Linked DNA regions of Homo sapiens: region 1 is linked to region 2. A link is a contact called in ENCODE Hi-C or POLR2A ChIA-PET data. All regions are on one chromosome and are shown on one strand. Each heading gives the region's core, a stretch centred on a gene start or an enhancer-like site at or near the end of the contact. The rest is flanking DNA. Distances are from core to core; before and after follow the strand shown.

Region 1 (4,831 bases), core at 333-2,832, 2.7 Mb before region 2:
TGAGAACTCCATCTCCTGTGATTTTCCTGGGGTACTGATTTTCCCCTCCCTGGGAGTCTAGGTGTTTGTTTATAATATCCAAGAATGCTAATTGAGATCAAAGTGACTCTGAAGTTCACCCTGGGGGTGCTGCAGTCTGAAAGGTGTTTTGCAAAGACACGATCTTGGTTAGCCCTTCCCTGGCGCTATGCTGCAGGAAGCTTCTCACAGGGAATAGTCCACACTGTAATCTACCTCAGGCAGGTGTGCTGCTGGGAAACTCAGTTAATGATGTCTAATCTTTAAGAGCCATGGGAAACTCAGGAAGACCTAGCTGGACAGATACTACTCAGACATTTTCTCAAATAAGTGTGGCAGAGCCACTCCTCATCTGGTTCTTCCAGTCTTAGTTACCTGCCGAGCCAGGTGTGGCAGGTGTCAGGTACAGGGATCTGGGAGCTCAGAGAGCAGTAGCAGGAGCTTTAGGCTTCAGTTTTTTCTCCCACTTGATGGCCCCAGACGCCTTGGTGAAGTGAAATGCTCCCTGCCTGGGGCTCCAGGATGCCTTCGAGTGACTGCCTTAAGGTTATTGTGTTTTCTTGTGGCTACGCCAGGATGTTCTGCTTCACCAAGCATTTCCATCCTCAATCGTCATGTCCCTACTGAAACTCTGTGTTCTCTTCTCAAGCAATTTTCTGGTAAAAACATTTTCCTGGCTAGCCTGTAAGCATTGCTGTCTAGCTTTTGTGTTAGCACTGATTCAGATGGCCACTACCCACTCTGTGCAGCAGACTTTCAAGACCAAGCAGACTGATAGGCAGGCAGGAGGGTGGAGTTCTCTACCTGCTGGAATGCCCTGAGGCCCAGAGAAGGGATGGACAGGGCATCAGTGTCTCTCCCGTGTCTCTCTTGCCTTCAACCACTGACTCACCCATGTTGTTTCTCACTTAAGTTAAAACACACAGAGGGGCTGTTCTTAGAGAAAGTCTAACTCGGCTGGGCGTAGTGGCTCACGCTTACAATCCAGCACTTTGGGAGGCCGAGGCAGGCAGGTCATCTGAGGTCAGGAGTTTCAGACCAGCCTGGCCAACATGGTGAAACCCCGTCTCTACTAAAAATACAAAAATTAGCTGGGCATGGTGGCGCACACCTGTAGTCCCAGCTATTCAGGAGGCTGAGGCAGAGAATCGCTTGAACCTGGCAGGCAGAGGTTGCAGTAAGCAGAGATCACCATTGCACTCTAGCCTAGGTAACAAGATCGAAACTGTCTTAAAAAAAAAAAAGTCTAACTCTACTTTTGATCAAATTGTATTCTTGCAAACAATTTTGCAAGAAATTGATTGTCTCATTTTGATGCCATGATGACATTTTGGGAAATGTTTCCAAGTTGTTACAGTTTTCTAGCTGCCAGGACCTGGGTGCTTCCTGTGGCAGACAAAGGGTGACTCCGCGCATAGGGTGCCAAGAGGGAGGGCTCCACTCCATTCTGAACTTTTACACATCAGCCTCCTGCAAGATAAGCTTCCTGGTTTTCATATTACAACATGAACCAAACCGCAGAGGTTATGACTTCTCTGTGTTTTAAGCCCTGCCCACTTCCTGCTCACGTGCCTGGTCTGCAACGACCATTTATTTCAGGATGTGAAGTCAAAAGCAAAGCCCAAACAATAGTGAGCGGCTTCTGAGCCAAGCTCGTCAGCCTGCTAACCCACTCAGAACTGCCCCATCTTCAACATGAACAAGTGCTTCTGGAACAAATACCAGCCAATTTCACACAGTCCAGGCCTTTGACATGAAATACGGATCAGCTCTACATTTATGCACGACAATGTCGATTTGTTATCTGTTGGAGTGATTGTATACCTTCGGTGGTAGAACTGAGGTTCCCAGGGGAGCTATTAAGAAAAAAGCTTTTCTGGCACGGGTGCGGTGGCTCACGCCTGTAATCCCAGCACTTTGGGAGGCCAAGGCTGGTAGATCACCTGAGGTCAGGAGTTCGAGGCCAGCCTGGCCAACATGGTGAAACCCCATCTCTACTAAAAATACAAAAATTAGTTGGGCGTGATGGCGCATGCCTGTAATCCCAGCTACTTGGGAGGCTGAGGCAGGAGAATTGCTTGAACCTGAGAGGCAGAGATTGCAGTGAGCCAAGATCGAGCCACTGCACTCCAGCCTGGGTGACAGAGCAAGACTCCATCTCAAAAAAAAAGAAAGAAAGAAAGAAAGAGTTTTTCTGGCTAGGTGTGGTGGCTTATGCCTGTAGTCTCAGCTACTTGGGAGGCTGAGGTGGGAGGATTGCTTGAGCTGGGGGAGTTTGAGGCTGCAGTGAGCTATCACACCACTGCACTCCAGCATGGGTGACAGAGCAAGACCCTGTCTCGGGGGAGAAAAAAAAATGCAAATGCTTTCCTGACAGAACTAAGAGAGTTTGGAACTAGGGTTCTATAAAGTCAGCCCTGGTGTGGGACTTCTGTTATTACAGAGAGTACAGAAAGTGTCCTAAAAGGACAGCTGGGTGGCTGGGCATGGTGGCTCACATCTGTAATCCCAGCACTTCGGGAGCAGAGGTAGGCGGATCACCTGAGGTCAGGAGTTCGAGACCAGACTGGCCAACATGGTGAAACCCTATCTCTACTAAAAATACAGAATTAGCTTGGCATGGTGGTGCATGCCTGTAATCCCAGCTACTTGGGAGGCTGAGGCAGGAGAATCATTTGAACCCAGGAGGTGGAGGTTGCAGTAAGCTGAGATTGCACCATGGCACTCCAACCTGGCCAAAAAGAGCGAAACTCCATCTCAAAAAAAAAAAAAAAAAAAAAAAAAAAAAAGACAGCTGGCCAAACAGCAATAGGCTGATCATGTGTATTTAGCGCACATGGGCACAGCCCATGGCACCAAGGGGGACATCGAGGTCACAGATGAAAAGACTTGCTCTCATAGTGCTTACAGTTTATGAGCCAACAGCCACGTTAAGCAACAGCCTTCACTGGATATATAATTAGGGGTGGGGTAGACACTTTCTACACCAAAGACAACTCTTTAGGCTCCAGATGGGATTCCGGCTGCTCCTGACTGGTCTCTCTTAGTCCTTCATACATCACACACCGTGGACTCTGAGTTACACGCCACTGGTCTCTCTTCCCAGCTCAGCCACTCACTCCGTGTGTCAGCCGGAGCAGGTCATTCAACCATTCTTTCAGTTTCTTCACCTGTGGAATGGGGATAAATGGACCTATCTCACAAGGACATTGAAAGGATTAATAGAGCGATTGCATGCAAAATGCTGGCACCTAGTGGAGTTGTAATCAGAGTAGAAAGACACTATCATGCGTCTCTGTATTCCCAGATACTGGCTGGCCTGCAGCGAGCCACAGCGTTACCATGGGTGGGCCCGTGGGAAGGGGCAAGCATTGACCTAACTCCTCACATTTCCTTATTTTTCTCTCCCCTCTGTTATATCCTTTCTAAATAGTCATTCCAGGATATACAACTCCCTGCCCCTGAACACTTCTGTGGGGTGGCCTGGCTGAGAGCCCAGATTCCCAGGAGAGCCCTGCACGCAGCCAGCTCTCTGTCGCCCCCCTCTCAGGAGAGGCAGGTGGGCAGACCCTGAAACCTAACAGTCCTGAAACGCGCTGAGCATGTCCACGTTACCACAGCAGCCAGGTCACCTCTCCAGGGTGGCATCTTTTCTGCCTCCATTCTTCTTCTTCCTTACCATTTTTTTTTGGCCCTCCGTGTGTGTGTGTGTGTGTGTGTGTGTGTGTGTGTGTGTGTGTGTGTGTTTTGAGATAGAGTCTTGCTCTGTTGCCCAGGCTGGAGTGCAGTGGCGTGATCTCAGCTCACTGCAACATCTGCCTCCCGGGTTCACAGGATTCTCCTGCCTCAGCCTCCTGAGTAGCTGGGATTACAGGTGCCTGCTACCATGCCCAGCTAATTTTTTGTATTTTTAGTAGAGATGGGGTTTTACTATGTTGGCCAGATGGGTCTTGAACTCCTGACCTCGTGATCTGCCCGTCTCGGCCTCCCAAAGTCCTGGAATTACAGGTGTGAGCCAGCTCATGTGTTTGTTTTATGCATCCAATAAATCATGAGAAGGACAAAAAGACCACTATGGTGGGGAAATAGTGCCTGTCTTCAGTTAGCAGTGAGAGGCCAGCAGGTAGGTCACACAGACATGTGGCACCAGTTTTGAAGGGGGACATGTAACACAAGTCTTTGTTAGCCAGGATAAGTCCTTCTGCTGGCTGTGCCGGGCCTCACCTGCACCAGGAAGCCCTCACAGGGCTCTGGCATCCAGCAGGGTGCTCTGTGCAGGTGTTTTGGAGAGCATCATGGTGGAGGGTGTTCCTCCTTCTGCAGAGGAGAAGGCACTCATTCCCTGTGTCAACCGGAGCAGGTCATTCAACCATTCTTTCAGTTTCTTCACCTTCAGCATGGCAATTAATGGCTCAGAGGAACCTCAGGATAAAGTACCTCCTGATCCTGTCATGCCTGGAGTGATTCCCGTACAAATCAGTTTTTTTTTTTGTTGTTGTTGTTCTTTCTGTTTAGAGACTTGAAACAGAAAAAAAAAATGGCCCAGATATTGTTTTATTCTCTCTGAACTCCTTCAGGTGCAGAACAAACGGAAAGGGTTCCAGCCCCTTTGCTTTCAGTTTTATCTGCACACAGTAATGACATTCTAGAAGGGTTCCTGAGCTGTGCACCATCTGCCCAGGCCAAGAGCAGGACACGCAACTCAGACTTCTGCCTTGGAAGTGTAAAGCCTGCCCGGGAGTGTCCACCAACTTCCAACTACTTAAAAAAATCCTCCATTTTTTATGTCTTTGCCTTATCATCCCTGCTTGTG
Region 2 (5,373 bases), core at 922-3,421:
GCCTGTGGTTCTAGCTACTGGGAAGACTGAGGAGGGAGGATCCCCTGAGTCCAGGAGACGTAGGCTGCAGTGAGCCCTGATCTCCCCATGGCACTCCAGCCTGGGCGACAGGGCAAGATCCTATCTCAAAAAAGGAAAAAGGAAAAAAAAAACAAAAAACAAAAACTTGGAACACCACCTAAGTGAGATGCCAACTTAAAAAAAAAATTAAGTTCCATGCCTTCTACTTAAAAAAAAAAAAACGCGCGGTGGCTCACGCCTGTAATCCCAGCACTTTGGGAGGCCGAGGCGGGCAGATCACAAGGTCAGGAGATCGAGACCATCCTGGCTAACACGGTGACTCTACTAAAAGTACAAAAAAAAAATTAGCCGGGCATGGTGGCGGTCGCCTGTAGTCCCAGCTACTTGGGAGGCTGAGGCAGGAGAACCCAGGAGGCGGAGCTTGCAGTGAGCCGAGATGGCACCACTGCACTCCAGCCTGGGCGACAGAGGGAGACTCCGTCTCAAAAAAAAAAAAAAAAAAAAGCAGCATGTCTTGTCTAAATGTCCTTGGGTAGGTAGTGCAGCAGATAATAAGGAGAAAGCCCAGGCGAAGACCTAAACATGGCAATTAGATTCCAGGAAGTAACTGAGAAAAAATTCTGATAAGGTTCATTTAATTTGAAGGCACTAAAAAATTCTGACAATCGACTTTTCCTAGTATTAGAAAATAATGGTGGCTGTACAGTGTATGAAATGCCTACATTAAGTGCTTCCTTTATGCTATTTATTCATGACAAAGCTGGTTTTGAGGAGCACCACATACTTAATGAATAGAGAATACAGTGTGTACCCAACGAAAAACTGAGCAGGTTTATTTAGGACTCAAAACATTTAACGAGTTATTTCAGAAAATATCATCTTCTACACATCTTCCATATAAATTCCGATAGCCTAATACAGCATCTATGTGCCTACAAATAATATCACACTCAGCACTTGAGGCTGCGAAATCTTCCACAAATACTTCTTTTAATGCGGCCTCCTACTTCCTGGATGAAAATGTCTGAAGTTTTGCGAATCTTTACTTCAGGAAAGAAGAGGGTTTCTGCCCCTGCCCCATCTTCTCCCCTTCTGCGACCCGGCGGTCTTCAGTTTTCGGGAGTTCCTAGGGTGGGATAGAAGAACGACACACCCACCCGCAGGGACAAGGGTGCCTTTAGAGCCACCAATACAACATTCGGATCGAAGCTGTAAGCTAACACACTTCCACAAGAGGACTCCCGCTCCTAACAAGGGACCCCCACCCCGGAAGCCCCGAGTCCCCAGAGGAACCTACCTGAGCGCCGCCCCCGAGCTCTGAGCGCCCACTTCCTGTTTACCACCCAGCCTCTTCCTCCCGTGCCCAGTCCCGTTCGAGGCAGCGGGCGGCGACCGTGCGCACGCGCCAACACTTGAGTTCCCCTCTTTCCAAACAGGCATTTTTGTGGAAAGCCGATACTGTCAACCCGGGAGAGGTGGCCAGACAACGGCCGAACGAACCCCAGTTTAGCTTGTATTATAAGCTCTCCAATGACCAATGGAGATGCGGGGCAAGGGGATTCAGCGGATCTAGCTGTTAATGCCACTGATTTGTGGTGACCAATATGGATTTTCTTTCTGTCGTTTGTTTCAAGGCACTAGAAGGAGACTTTTGGTCCACTGTCCAGGGGTCTATGGAGACTAATGTAAAAGGGGGTGATCCTATTGCTTGAGACTCCGGGGAAGTAGCGGGGGATATTACTGAGAAACACCCATCCTCTGACATACTTACCAAATTTCTCAGAGTCGGTTCAGCAGTTCTTCTAAGGGAAGAAGGGCAATATATCGGAGTCCACAAGCGAGAAAAAGAGGGAGTCGGAGAACCGAGACTACAGAACCAGGGTGACGGAAAACCAGGACGGCGCCAAGCCGGAGTCACGTGACCCGGCGGCCATGATAGCTACCGAGGCGGTAGTGCGCGCAGCTCAGGGGCGGGTATTGCCGCGGCGTTGCAGTCCCCTCAAAACGCTTCGTTCATCATCCCTTTCTAACTTCTCCCTCGGCCTTCCTTTTGAGCTATGGTCTTTTTCCCAGACAGGAAGAGAAGAGTTGCCCCTACCTCCGGAGCCGAGGGAGAATGCCGCAATAGCGATGGCGGCCCTCGGCGCAGTGGGGCGGCCTCAACCTAACCCGGGGCGGGGCCTCGGGGGCGGGGTCTCGGCGGGGCGGTCGCTTTGGAGCCGCAAAGTTTGGCTGTGGCGGCAAATGGGCTTGGGCGGCTCCTCGGCGGGTGGCGGTGGTGGCCGTAGCGGTTCCTCCTGGCCCTGTTAATGTCGGGGCCAGGCCGGGGGAGGATGGCGCCCTAGAACCCGGCCTTGCTGGGGTAGGGGCGGGAGGGGACGGGGTGGGGACCGGCCATGTCGGAGGTGACCCGGAGTCTGCTGCAGCGCTGGGGCGCCAGTTTTAGGAGAGGCGCCGACTTCGACTCTTGGGGCCAGCTGGTGGAGGCGATAGACGAGTATCAGATGTGAGTGACTAACCGCGGGAGCAGGCCAGACCGGCTCCAGTCGTGCGCCTCTCCCTTGTTTCTGTCGGTGTCTCTCATCACCGTATCTGCAGCCAAGGCTTCTCAGGGTGGGGCTCCGCAGGCACTGGGGCTGAGATCCCTCGCCACCAGCCCCAGCGAGGCTGCTCTAGGGACAACGGCTCCGCTCTCTGGGGTGACTCGCCTTCTTCCCTCTCCGCCTCCGCAGGGACAGTTCCATTCAACAGGTAGCCCTTCTTTCCTGGGGCGCAGGCCCCAGCAGGCTATCTGCTTAGTTCCTTTCCACCGTCTCGCGGGTCCCCCACTTGGCAGTCAGTTTCCTTTCCTCCTCCTCTCCCAGGTTGCTTTTCCTCGATTTCCTTTTGAAATTCTCTGAGGAATACTTGTGTGTTCTCCGCCCACGTTCCAAGGATGAGTGGCCTTGCTCTGTGTGTGTCTTCCTTCTTCCATGCGTAGGAAAGGAGGGAACTGTTTGCGATTGAGGGGATGGGGGGGAGCCCAGGAAGCAACGAGGGCCAGGGATACCTCTTCTGCCAAAAGAAGGGTCTCCTCTCGCGCTCCTTCTCCACCCCTCTTTCTGGTGAGCCGTGTTTTCAGAATTCCACCTCGATTTCGTTTCGGTTTCTGGGACTGTTATTTGGTAGGCTGTGAGTCCCACCCACCCCCTCGCTCGGTTGCCTTGGGTGGAGTCCGCGCAGGATGTGAACCGAAGAGAGCAAAATGTGAATTAATGGACCACGCACAGGAGCTCCACGCCCTCCTTGGATCCCTCCTCCTTTTCCTGTATATAATGTATAGCCGCAGGGTACAAGTGAGTACCAGTTTCCTTGAGCAACCTAAGACCAATTTCTTGCCCTTTCTGGTTTCCACAGAAAACTTCAGGGTTGTCTTAAAAAATAAAAGACAAGATTTATATACACATAAAACCTTGCTTAGGTTTTTGCACATTTTACTGAACTTAAGAACTGTCTGCCAAAATGCTATTGTTTGCAAACTCGCCATTAATTATTCTCTGTTTAAAGCAAGTTATTGTTTGAGATTTCACTGAGTATGAAACCACGTATGAGTAGAATACCCCCGGCCTCCCCCACCCCCCATCCGCCCCCGACACACAACGATTTCTGGCAAGAATATACGCTTGGTACTTGGAAGATCTAAACTCTTATCGTCTCCCCGCAATAGTTATTTGTTTTTATCTATTAAGATAATTTAAATGTGTAGGTACTGACTTTGAATCGCCTGTAGCTTCAAAAAGCTCTGACAAAAACCCGTGCTCTGAGCCATTTTGCGATGTGTAACAACTACTAGCATTTGTTTTGCACTTTCACATGATTTCATTTGCTCTTGCAATAACCCAGTGAGAATATAATTATTCTCATTTTACGAAATGAGGAAAACTGAAGCTCAGGTTAAACAGATTACTCAGGTCACAAGCTGATACCACTGAAATCTGGGATTTAAAAAAGAAAATCCAAATCCTGTCTCTACTACAGAGTGCTTAAGATGTACTGAGAGAGTAATTCTGTAAGTGAATTAGACAAATGATAAGATTTTCTTTATTACTGGAGAACACACCCTTCCATACTGTAGCCAATTAGTAAGCACCTATGTATACCCATTCTGTATATTAACTAATATTGCATAGTTTGAAATAGAAAGCCATCTCTTACTTGTGAGGTGGTGAGACCTAGCAGCTGTTGACACTGGGCAGCCGACTTCACAATGGAAAGTGAAGAATACCATGTCCAATTGAAATTACAAAGGAAAATTGAATATGCAAGCTGTTTAGTTTGAATTTCTAGGAACATGAAGGTGAGGGTGATAGGCATGTGCAGATCCATTGTTGGACCTCAGTACTAACCATTGAACTTCATGATTCTAGTAGTCCTCAAATTATAAAAACTGCCAGGGTCAAATTTCAGTGAAAACATGTAATGATTGGCTTAAATTCTGTAAACATGTAGGCTACATATAAAATGAGGTCAAGAGTTTAAAATTACCTAATATATCCAGAAATGAATGCAAATTATCTTTTTCATTTGAAATATCTGGGAGGAAAGGCTGCAGCAAAATAGACCAATTGGGGGCCACTATAATGATGTAAACAAGAATTGACAGGATTTAGTTACTGACTGGATGTCGAGGGTGTAGAAGGAGGAAGAGTCTAGGATCGTTGGGATTTCTAATTGGGTAGGCAGCAATCTTATCGCCATACAACACACAGGAGCTGCTTTATGCGAGGGATGTAGGGGGAGAGATAGTGCATATCTGTATTCTCATAATGTAATAATACTGTAGCTTAAACAATTTCATGACTCAACAACTAAGGGTTAGGGATACAAAGATGAATAAAATTTGATTTCTGCCCTCAAAGCACTGAGAAGCCAATGGAAGATTTTAGAGTAACTGGGTGTTGCAATTACGGAAGTATGAAAAGAGTAAGTGCTCCCACATTCCTTGCTATTTCCTGGAACATAGTTCTGCCTTAGGGCTCTCGTATTTTTTTTCTGGGGCACTTTTCCCCCCATTATCTGTTTGGGTCACTTTGTCACCTCCTTCAGGTCTTTGTTCAAATATCCTCAGTGAGGCTGTCTCTGGCCACCCTGTTTAAAATTGCAAAGTCTCTTGTCCAACCCCACTGCCTCTATCTCAGTTTCACACCTCCTGCTCCCCATCCTGCTTCATTTTTTTCATTTTTTTCCATGGTACTTACCACAATCAAAAATATATTTTCTTTTTTTGTTTGTTTTGTTTTTTCTGAGACAGAGTCTTGCTCTGTCACCCAGGCTGGAGTGCAGTGGCGCGATCTCGGCTCACTGCAACCTGTG

Evidence for each region. Hi-C counts contacts between places; a loop is a spot of excess contacts on that map. ChIA-PET counts read pairs that join two places held with the same protein, here RNA polymerase II (POLR2A). Pooled maps may share reads with other maps.
Region 1: a map of naive thymus-derived CD4-positive, alpha-beta T cell shows a loop between it and region 2 (6-fold over the local background). The contact joins the enhancer-like site here to the promoter of BROX in region 2. A Hi-C loop is called at or near these places in 1 of 168 maps with a recorded cell type or tissue (naive thymus-derived CD4-positive, alpha-beta T cell), 1 of 37 single-sample maps with no recorded cell type and 8 of 50 pooled maps. POLR2A ChIA-PET finds 5 or more read pairs at or near these places in 1 of 52 experiments (activated T-cell).

Annotation. Positions count from the first base shown.
Region 1 is chr1:225,441,787-225,446,617 of GRCh38, reverse strand. No RefSeq gene overlaps it. Among named protein-coding and RNA genes, the nearest start is that of LBR, 16 kb to the right of the region's middle. RefSeq lists enhancers at 1-467, 1,363-1,412, 1,913-1,982 and a cis regulatory region at 1,269-1,808. Within about 2 kb of position 1,582, at least 31 of the 41 ENCODE cell types and tissues checked have a DNase peak (open chromatin) inside an H3K27ac peak, as active enhancers do.
Region 2 is chr1:222,709,362-222,714,734 of GRCh38, reverse strand. It overlaps BROX (BRO1 domain and CAAX motif containing), which reads right to left and starts at 2,171. Exons shown (of 13, transcript NM_144695.4): 1 at 1,793-2,171. It overlaps AIDA (axin interactor, dorsalization associated), which reads left to right and starts at 2,244. Exons shown (of 10, transcript NM_022831.4): 1 at 2,244-2,527. The coding sequence starts at 2,418. RefSeq lists enhancers at 974-1,193, 1,562-2,476 and a silencer at 2,144-2,363.